Linked DNA regions of Homo sapiens: region 1 is linked to region 2. Evidence: chromatin contacts called from ENCODE Hi-C or POLR2A ChIA-PET data. All regions are on one chromosome and are shown on one strand. The core of a region is the stretch at or near the end of the contact, and the rest is flanking DNA. Distances in the headings are between cores, read along the strand shown.

Region 1 (4,516 bases), core at 1,500-3,999, 340 kb after region 2:
GTGCTTTTTTAAAATAACATTTTATTTCAAAATAATTACAGAATTTTTCCTATGGGAAGTAGCAAGGATAGTGTGGGGAGGACCCGTGCCCCCTTCACCCGGTTTTCTTGTTGGCTACATTTTACATAACTACAGTGCAACATCAAAACCAGGAAATTGGCACTTGCTACAATGTGTGGGTATAATTCTTATTATATTATCTTTAATGAAAGTTTTGGCTCAAAACTTACAAATCAGTAGTAGGGTAAGAGAAACTATTCTCTCTCTGAATTCTGTTATGCAATAACATGCATAAAAATATTAAAATGAAGATTAGAAAGTGTCACATGCTCGGAAATTAAAGCAACTATCATACAAGACATTTTGTATTATATCTATTAATAGCATCATACTCCGATTTATATTTTAAAGGAAGAGAGTACATTTATATTTGTACTTTCTACTGCTCTGCTTACACAATAGCAAATACAATTGTCTATTGAATATGGATGTGTGTATCTCAGCCTTAACAGTTAAATTCCTGGTGCAGAATATGTCCATTCTATGTGTACATTATTTATAGGAGTGGCAGTATGTTTTTATTTATTCAGACATATAAAAATTAATTTTTAAGGTAACTTCCGGCTCAACAAAAATCTGGATTATGCTAGAGACACAGATAAACATATATTTATGGGCTCTTTATGAAGTTCCCATGGGAAGCCTGAAAGTCAAAAGCAAGACCATAAAAATGAGCTCATCACTCTTAAGAAGCAGATAACTTACTCAGATAAGATAATAAATGTCCCAAGTATTCACTTTAAACTCAGATTGAACTGTGCCTGAACCCAGGGAGGCTGGATTCCCACCCCTGGATTGCCTTTCCCTTCTCGGTTCTCTTACTTCCTGGTTGGAGCCCAGGTGTCCTGTGCCAGCAGCTTTCTATCCCCAAACCACGTCCTTCACACTCTGCTGAGCCAGAAATGAACATGGACGTGCTGGGAGTCCGCACACACAGCTGGTTTCTGTTACAGTTTTATAAGGTTTCACCTGACACACCATTGGATGAGTTTTTTAAACTGCGCATGTGAAAATCTTTTAGTGTTTATAGATTAAGTGCTAAATCTTGGCAATGCCAGCTCACAGTTATTTAACAATTTCCTGAAGACGATGTGTGTACCTAAGCAGGCACACAGGCTTTTTAGTAACGAAGCCTCTGCCTGTCCTTCCAGACACATCTTGAGCAGTACTCCCACCTCCCTAGACTTTCTTAGTTACACGGTGGTCACTGCTCTGCCAAATGTATGTGCTTGAATAATCTTCACATATAAGTTAGTGAGCTACCTTTGTCTGGGCTGAAAATATTCTTCCCTTTGTTTCTGCTCAGTTGGGCTTCATAGGTCAGCTTCTTTTTATCACTCTCTCGATGAAAAGTCCAAGGCAGGCATGTCTAATTGACTGAAACTGGGTCATTTATTGTTCTCTCTGCAGGCCAGGAGAGTGAGGATGTAGTTGGTTTGTACAGGATAAATTTGACAACAGATATTGCAGATCAACTTTAGGGTACTGTTGAGGCTCTGCTGGGAGAGGAGAATTAGAGAGAGGTGAATTCATGAGACAGTTTAGGCCCAGAGCTAGGAAGACTAATGCATGTGAAAAGTGAGGAGATGTGTCTGACAGCCTCATCCAGATTCCTGGCATGTGGGATGAGGGCAGATGGAAAGACCACTCATTGAAACAGGACCAAACTTCCTTTACTCAATGTGGAGTATTTGTGAATATAGAAGAAGGAAAGGGCCATGGGACAGGTTCAGTTTTTGATGTTTCTATCCAGTGTTCAGGGGTCACTGATAAGTGAGAAAGTATGTGCCTTGGACAGGAGACCATGACAGTGATCTGGACCTGACATAGCACTGTCAATTTAGAGGAAGTAGTTGAAGCTGTGTGTGGAAGAGGCTCCACTCCGGTGGTATTGCTACAAATGCAAAGGCTGAATACCATGGGTCATGCTCTTTCTTTGACCTTCTAAAGAGTCTGGTGCAAGCCATATGTTGCCCTGTGCATCTTTGATTGTTATCTTTAGTCCACTGAGAATGTCCACTAACAATTAGGTAGGACTTATTACAGGCCATGCACTGTCCCAAGCATGTGTTTTCACTCATTTGATGTACACAGCACCTTAAGAGGTAGGCAATTTTTATGATGCCTATTTTACAACAGAGAAAGCTGAGGTGCAGAGAGATAAAACCCAACATTATAGAAAAAGTAAGTGTTAGATCCAGGGCTTCAACGTGAGACTCTTTTGCCCTGAAATCCCTGTGTCTCACCACACAAATATGCCTCTTTCAGAATTACATCATTTGTCACTCTGCCCTGTCACAAGACAATTAATGAAGTGTGTGTGTTGGCGGGGGGGGAGTGGGTGGGGAGTGGTCATCTTTTGAGGGATTGCAGGGTTCATAAAGAGAAGCTATACTTTTTCCTGGTTACTGTCTCCAAAGCCAAGCAAGAGTGATCAAGACAGCTTCATAATGTTTGGAGGAACCTACAAGAAGGAAAACCTGATAGTGTTTAATGCATATTACAGTAGATGCCATACTTAATTATAAATTTCTGAGTTTACTTCCCCATAGTTCTGTAAGCTTTTGAAGGCAAGACTTAACGTTAACCACCAAACCCCTAAATGGTAGTGTTTTTGTTAGAAACAGGCTGCCTCTAACCCTTCCAGCTCTTGAGGAGAAACGGGAGGAGAAAGATGACATTTGATCGTGTTCCAGGGAGAATGTCTAAGTTGTGTAAGTCAATTCTGACTCATGGGGAAAGGTTATTCTAAGTTTCAGCACACAGTTGTTTTTGTCCTTGTGTGAGGATGCTCTATAGGGCACGCCAGTGCCCCGGCTCATCCACAGGAAGTCTTTCATAGGAAGCAAACTGCAGTGTGTGGGGTTTCCTAAAAGAGCTTCAATATTGCAGTTCTAAAAAATTTCTAGAGGAGTTTGGGGCATATGGGGTTAAAGGTCAATGCAGGAAATCATTAGCGCACAGTAGGCATCTTCAATGAGATGAGCATTTGGTGTGGACACAGGGAAGGGAAGGTCTCATTAACACGCTGGCCAGTGAGGGCCTCACAGGTTTTATCTGGAAATAACAGGCAGTTAATTCCAGGTTTACATGCAGACTTATCTGCATACTCTGTGTTTTCAGATGGCATGTGCTATGTTTTAACCAACTGTGTATCTTTCCTTTCATAATGTGAATTGTGACCTGGAATTAATTCTAGCAGTATCAAATAGCTCCATCCATTTCTGGAACCTAAATAAAAAACAATGAACCACTCTTTCTAAAATAGGAGACCTGTTTACAAATCCTATTTGGCTACCCCTCATACTAGTAAAAGAAAGAGACCGTAAGTAAAGGGGAGAAAGGAAGAATGGAACAGAATGTTCACTCTTGTGTATTACTCCACTGTTATTATTGGTTCTTTTCTGCAATGAGGAATCAATGTTAGCATACAGTTGGTTTGTAAGAGATTGTAGGGGAAGATGGTAGTTAGGTCTGGAATTCAAAGAAAACTTCCTGGAGGAAGAAGAATATAAAAATTATAATAGAGGGATTCACCTTCTTCCTGGTTTAGTCTTGGGAGGGGGTATGGGTCCAGGAATGTATCCATTTCTTGTAGATTTTCTAGTTTATTTGCATAGAGGTATTTATAGTATTCTCTGATGGTTGGTTGTATCTCTTTGGGATCAGTGGTGATATCTGCTTTATCCGTTTTTATTCTGTCTATTTGATTCTTCTCTCTTTTCTTCTTTATTAGTCTGGCTAGTGGTCTATTTTGTTAATCTTTTCAAAAAACCAGCTCCCTGATTCATTCATTTTTTTTTGAAGAGTTTTTCACGTCTCTATCTCCTTCAGTTCTAATCTGATCTTAGTTATTTCTTGTCTTCTGCTAGCTTTTGAATTTGTTTGCTCTTGCTTCTCTAGTTGTTTTAATTGTGGGGTTAGGGTGTCGAAATATCTAAAAGTTATTTCCTGCTTTCTCCTGTGGGCATTTAGTGCTATAAACTTCCCTCTAAACACTGCTTTAGCTGTGTCCCAGAGATTCTAGTACATTGTATCTTTGTTCTCATTGGTTTCAAATAACTTATTTATTTCTCCCTTAATTTCATTATTTACCCAGTATTCATTCAGGAGCAGGTTGTTCAGTTTGCATGTAGTTGTGCAGTTTTGAGTGAGTTTCTTAATCCTGAGTTCTAATTTGATTGTACTGTGGTCTGAGAGACTGTTTGTTATGATTTCCATTCTTTTGCATTTGCTGAAGGAGTGTTTTACTTCCAATTATGTGGTCAATTTTAGAATAAGTGTGATGTGGTGCTGAGAAGAATGTATATTCTGTTGATTTGGGGTGGATAGTTCTGTAGATGTCTGTTAGGTCTGCTTGGTCCAGAGCTGAGTTGAAGTCCTGAAATATCCTTGTTGATTTTCTGTCCATTGATCTGTCTAAGATTGACAGTGGGGTGTTAAAGACTCCAGCTAT
Region 2 (4,688 bases), core at 1,713-4,212:
TTAGAGGCTTTCTGCAGCCTCGTCCATAGTTTTACAATGTGGAGTTTATTACAATTCAGGGACACTGAGGCCAGCAGCTCAGGAGATGGTTTCCAGTGGAAGACAGTTTGTTACTCACAGTTCCTAAGAGAAGGGGACATACCACGCCATGCAGGGCCACATGAGAAGTACTAGAGTCACTCAGGAAGCAGAAGGAGCAGGGGAAAGTGTGGACAAGAGCTTTTATTGTGGTTTTCATGGAAAGGAACAGGTAGGGCAGGGTGGGAAGGCCTAGGATTGGGTGGTTTGAATTATTTCAGAGTGCTGGGGCAGAGGGGTTGTCCCTCATGGTCTGACAACAGGCCCTGGGGTTATTAGGGCAGGAGGACAGTGGTCAGAGTGTGAGAGCCGTAAGGACGTAGTTGGAGCTATGGGCTCTGGATTGGTTGATTGGTATTTGAAAAGTACAGATCTAATGCAGTGGGTCACGCCTGTAATGCCAGCACTTTGGGAGGCCGAGACTGGCCGATCACCTGAGGTCAGAAGGTCGAGAGAAGCCTGGACAACATGGTGAAATCCTGTCTCTACAAAAAATACAAAAATTAGCCAGGTGTAGTGGTGTGCACCTGTAATCCCAACTACTTGGGAGGCTGAGGCAGGAAAATGGCTTGAACCCGAGAGGCAGAGGTTGCAGTGAGCTGAGATGGCGCCACGGCACTTTAGTCTGGGTGACAGTGAGACTCCATCTCAAAAAAAAAAAAAAAAAAGTACATTTCTGGGTGAGTTATTTACTATCTCTAGGAATTGGCTAACCCTGAGAGTGGCAGTCCCTTGGGGTCAGCAAAGCCCCAGACGTCAATGGTTAATACATCTATGGCCCTAGGCAGCCTTGAGTGTCCAGCTTCCAAGACATTAGGGGCTGTATCTCTTTTGTGGAAGGAAAACTAGCTAAGCAAACCAAAAATCAGCCCCAAAGGATAGCTGAGCTACCATCAAGGAGACTGTCTACCCCTAGCAAATAGAAATCATTAGTTAATATGGCTTAGAACGGGTAGGTCACATGGCTCCAGCTATGGTCTTTAATGACCAGGTCGGAGATGAGCAGACACTGTTTAATGCCATTGCTTACATTAGAAGAAAATCAAACGGTGAGCTGGATTCAGAAAGCCCATCAGCTGATTTTTTTTTCTGATTATTTTCCTGCCATCATATACATAGCGAGAACATTAAAATAAAACAGGATAATGGGATTTGGTGATCAGAATTGTTTCTGCCTGTGTATTACCATTGACACCAGGCAACTTCCAACCACTGGTGGGTGAAAAGCTATATCCAGATGTACTGGGGCCAGAGCAGAAATGAGACCTCTGGGCAGATCCTGTCCCCAGCACAGGATCCCAGATGGATGTGGTGCATCCCTCCAGACAATGGGCTGCTGTGGACCCTGTGAGACCTAGTCCCTCCCTCTGTCCTTCCTTTGGTTGTCGTTCCACTAGGCCTGTAACATGCTTTTCCTGGGCATCCTCTTCTCTTCTGCAGCCTTGTCCTTCCCTGTTCAGGCACAGTTTCTTGTGTCCAAAGCTGAGACTGCATTTCCTCCTCCATAGACTCCATCTCATTCTCTGCATGATCTCTCTGAGTCTCTAGCCTGTGACCCCTTTCCTTCCAGGTGCCTAGCACATGTGCTGCCCTGTGTACTGCTGGCTCTCTGCACCTGAGCTGCCCCTTGGCCTGAGAGTTGGGTCTCTGATATAGGCTGACCCAAAGATTGTGCTCAACCAATATTCTCAGAAGTTGTTTTTTCATTTTACAGGGAAAAGCCTACATCTTTTTTTTTTTTTTTTAATTATGTGGACCAATAGTTCCAGGATACTGTACTCTTCCTTCAGTGCTGAATTTCTAAGCATGATTAATTTTGTTTTGAGGACTTCTTGGTCCTGGTTGCTAATAATGTTGAAACTTCATTACACATAGCATTTCACCTTAAGATGTAAGGTAACTCTCATGAATATCCTGTGGTGATTTGATTTCCATCCCATAAATAAAGAAACTGGGGCTCACCCAGTAAGTGGTGTGAGGAGGATTCAGTTCCACTCTTCTATCAAGCACATTCTTCTTTGCTCTTTACCATCTGAGCTAACCCTTTCCTGCAGGACACCAGCCCAGGGCACTACTAGAGCTGGGACTTGCACAGCCAGAGTACATTTTCTTCCAGGGCCCAGGGAAGGGTTTCTTGGCCTTTGCTTGGAGAGAGATTCCAAGAAATTTTCTAGAGATTCTTTCCTGGGGAAAAGGGGAATGAAAAAGAAGAGAGACAGATAGAGACAGAGAGAGATAAGAGATAAAGACATGGAGACAGATAAGGACAGAGAGAGATAAGAGATAGAGATAGAGACAGAGAGACGGACAGAGAGACACAGAGAGATAAGAGATAGAGACAGAGATAAAAAGACAGAGAGATAGATAGTCAAAGAGATAGAGAGAGAGAGAGATGTAGAGATAGAGAAACAAACAGGAAAAGAGAGGCAGAGAGATAAAGAGACAGATAGACAGAGACAGGGAGAGATCAAGAGAGCCCCAGAGGAGAAGTTCTTAGGCATCAAGTCATGGTGGAGGAGCCCAGCACACAAGGCTGTACAAGGAGCCTCCTAGGCCTTCATTCTCCCTCCATGTGCCTCCACGTGTGTAAGAACAGCCTTCGGGGGCTCACAAAAGAGGGCATCTGGGGCTCCTAAATGAGGCTGCAGGACAAAGACCCACTGGGTCTCACTCAGAACAAGGCAACCTGCTTCACCCAGCAGCAGAGAAAGGATGTTGTCAGGAGCAGAACAAGAGACTCCAGGCCGCATTCAAAGTGTTCTCTAACAAACACAATTCCAGTGGCATTGTTCCCCAATCAGAGCCCCATTGACTGAGTGGCTCTTGTTATCTGACCTTCCTGTGAATGTCTGGGAGCGCTCCGAGCCAACACAGCCTCTTACGTAAGAGGATTTTAGAAAGAGCCCTTTGTGCCAGCAGGTGGTGAGGACATATCCACGAGGGCAGGTCTTCCGCACCTTTCCTCATTTGCTGAGGGCATGAATGGCTGGGACCTGGGCCTGCAGCGGGAACAAAAGCCCATTCACAGGCACAGTCTCCGGAGAGCTCCCGCGGGATAATGCAGGGCTCTGGCTTCCAGGTTCGCAGCACGCACTGCTCCCGCCCACCCACTCCAGACTTCCGAGTGGACTCTGCAATGTGATGCTGCAGGTGGGAATACAAGTTCATTTTCCATTGTGGGAAAAAAAAATGTGTGGAAAGCATCGTCATACTATTATTCAGAAACATCTCTTCTAGACAGTTCCTCAGTCACTGAATGGCTGGGTTTGCCTGTTATACCCAGGCTCAGCTGAGGTGCCTGGGACTCTGAAATCTTCTCCACCATGCGAACACACATCAACAGGGTTAGGAGTGGATGGGCACAGCCCTGTCCTCACCTCCCACCTCTGTGCCTCTTCACGGATGCGACATTTATTCCACTCTGTTGTGTTCTAATGAGGCACCCTGATTCATCTTCAGCTTTTAGGGCCAACAATAACTCCTGCTCCCTTTTTTACCCCAGACTCTGGCCTTTTCACTAGATGTTTCCAACAAGATTAGACGCTGTTAATGCTCCAGGTGAACTATGTTCTTTTCTTGTAGGCTCACATCACATCTGTGACCTAACAGGTATGTGCAATTTTTCTTTATTGTCCTATTCTCCCCAGTGGGGAGAGGACTGTGTCTTGGTTTGCTTCCCTTGAGACCCTGTACTAGCACAGCATCAACACTGGACACCATGGGGCAAATCCAAGCTCAGCCTTCTCTGTTCTCAGTGCTCACTGTGGGCCCCCACAGTCCCCACAAACAGTGGGAATGGGCCAAGCTGTGACTCCTGAACCTGTCTCTTCCTTGGAGGGAGCTTCATACATCATGAGCACAGTGTTCTTTTTATTTATTTGTTTGTTTGTTTGTTTATTTTTGAGATGGAGTCTCACTCTGTCACCAGGTTGGAGTGCAGTGGTGCCATCTTGGGTTCACTGCAACCTCTGCCTCCCAGGTTCAAGTGATTCTCCTTACTCAGCCTCCTGAGCAGCTGGGACTACAGGCGCGTGCCACCACACCCAGCTAATTTTTGTATTTTTAATAGAGACGGGGTTTCACCATGTTGGCCAGGATGGTCTCAATCTCTTGACCCCGTGATCCGCCTGCCTCGGCCTCCCAAAGTGCTGGGATTACAAGCATGAGCCACCGCACCCAGCCGTGTTCTTTTTAATGAACTAAATAATTTAAGTAATGCAATGGAAGAAGTTGGTGGAGAATCTAATCCATTTTCCCAGTCTGGGAATCAGCAATCTCACATTTGTCCTCCTGCCTCTGCTTGCCACTTTCTCCCTTTGGTAGTCAGGTTTTTATGCGTAAATCCTGATTCGTGGAAAAGAATTAGAATTCATGGTCTACTTCTGATCCAGTGGCCTGTTAGGTTGGTAACAATCTTTATCATCAATGCAGCAACCATTCATCCTTTCCTAATGTTGGCAAGGTGTTAATTCACTAAATCCTCATAAACCACAGGATGCGGTGGGTAGCTGCCATTCTCATCCCTGTTTTATGTATGTGATAGCTGAGGTGCCCAGAGGGTCAGTCACCTGCTGGGCCACACACTGAGTGGGGAAACAGGGCTGTGGCCA

The links. Hi-C counts contacts between places; a loop is a spot of excess contacts on that map. ChIA-PET counts read pairs that join two places held with the same protein, here RNA polymerase II (POLR2A).
Region 1: a map of Calu3 shows a loop between it and region 2 (2.7-fold over the local background). The contact joins two enhancer-like sites. A Hi-C loop is called at or near these places in 1 of 168 maps with a recorded cell type or tissue (Calu3). POLR2A ChIA-PET finds 5 or more read pairs at or near these places in 1 of 52 experiments (Caco-2).

The regions. Positions count from the first base shown.
Region 1 is chr7:46,556,607-46,561,122 of GRCh38, forward strand. No RefSeq gene overlaps it. Among named protein-coding and RNA genes, the nearest start is that of IGFBP3, 640 kb to the left of the region's middle. Within about 2 kb of position 2,750, at least 3 of the 41 ENCODE cell types and tissues checked have a DNase peak (open chromatin) inside an H3K27ac peak, as active enhancers do.
Region 2 is chr7:46,213,174-46,217,861 of GRCh38, forward strand. No RefSeq gene overlaps it. Among named protein-coding and RNA genes, the nearest start is that of IGFBP3, 290 kb to the left of the region's middle. RefSeq lists enhancers at 2,578-3,079, 2,878-3,172. Within about 2 kb of position 2,963, at least 6 of the 41 ENCODE cell types and tissues checked have a DNase peak (open chromatin) inside an H3K27ac peak, as active enhancers do.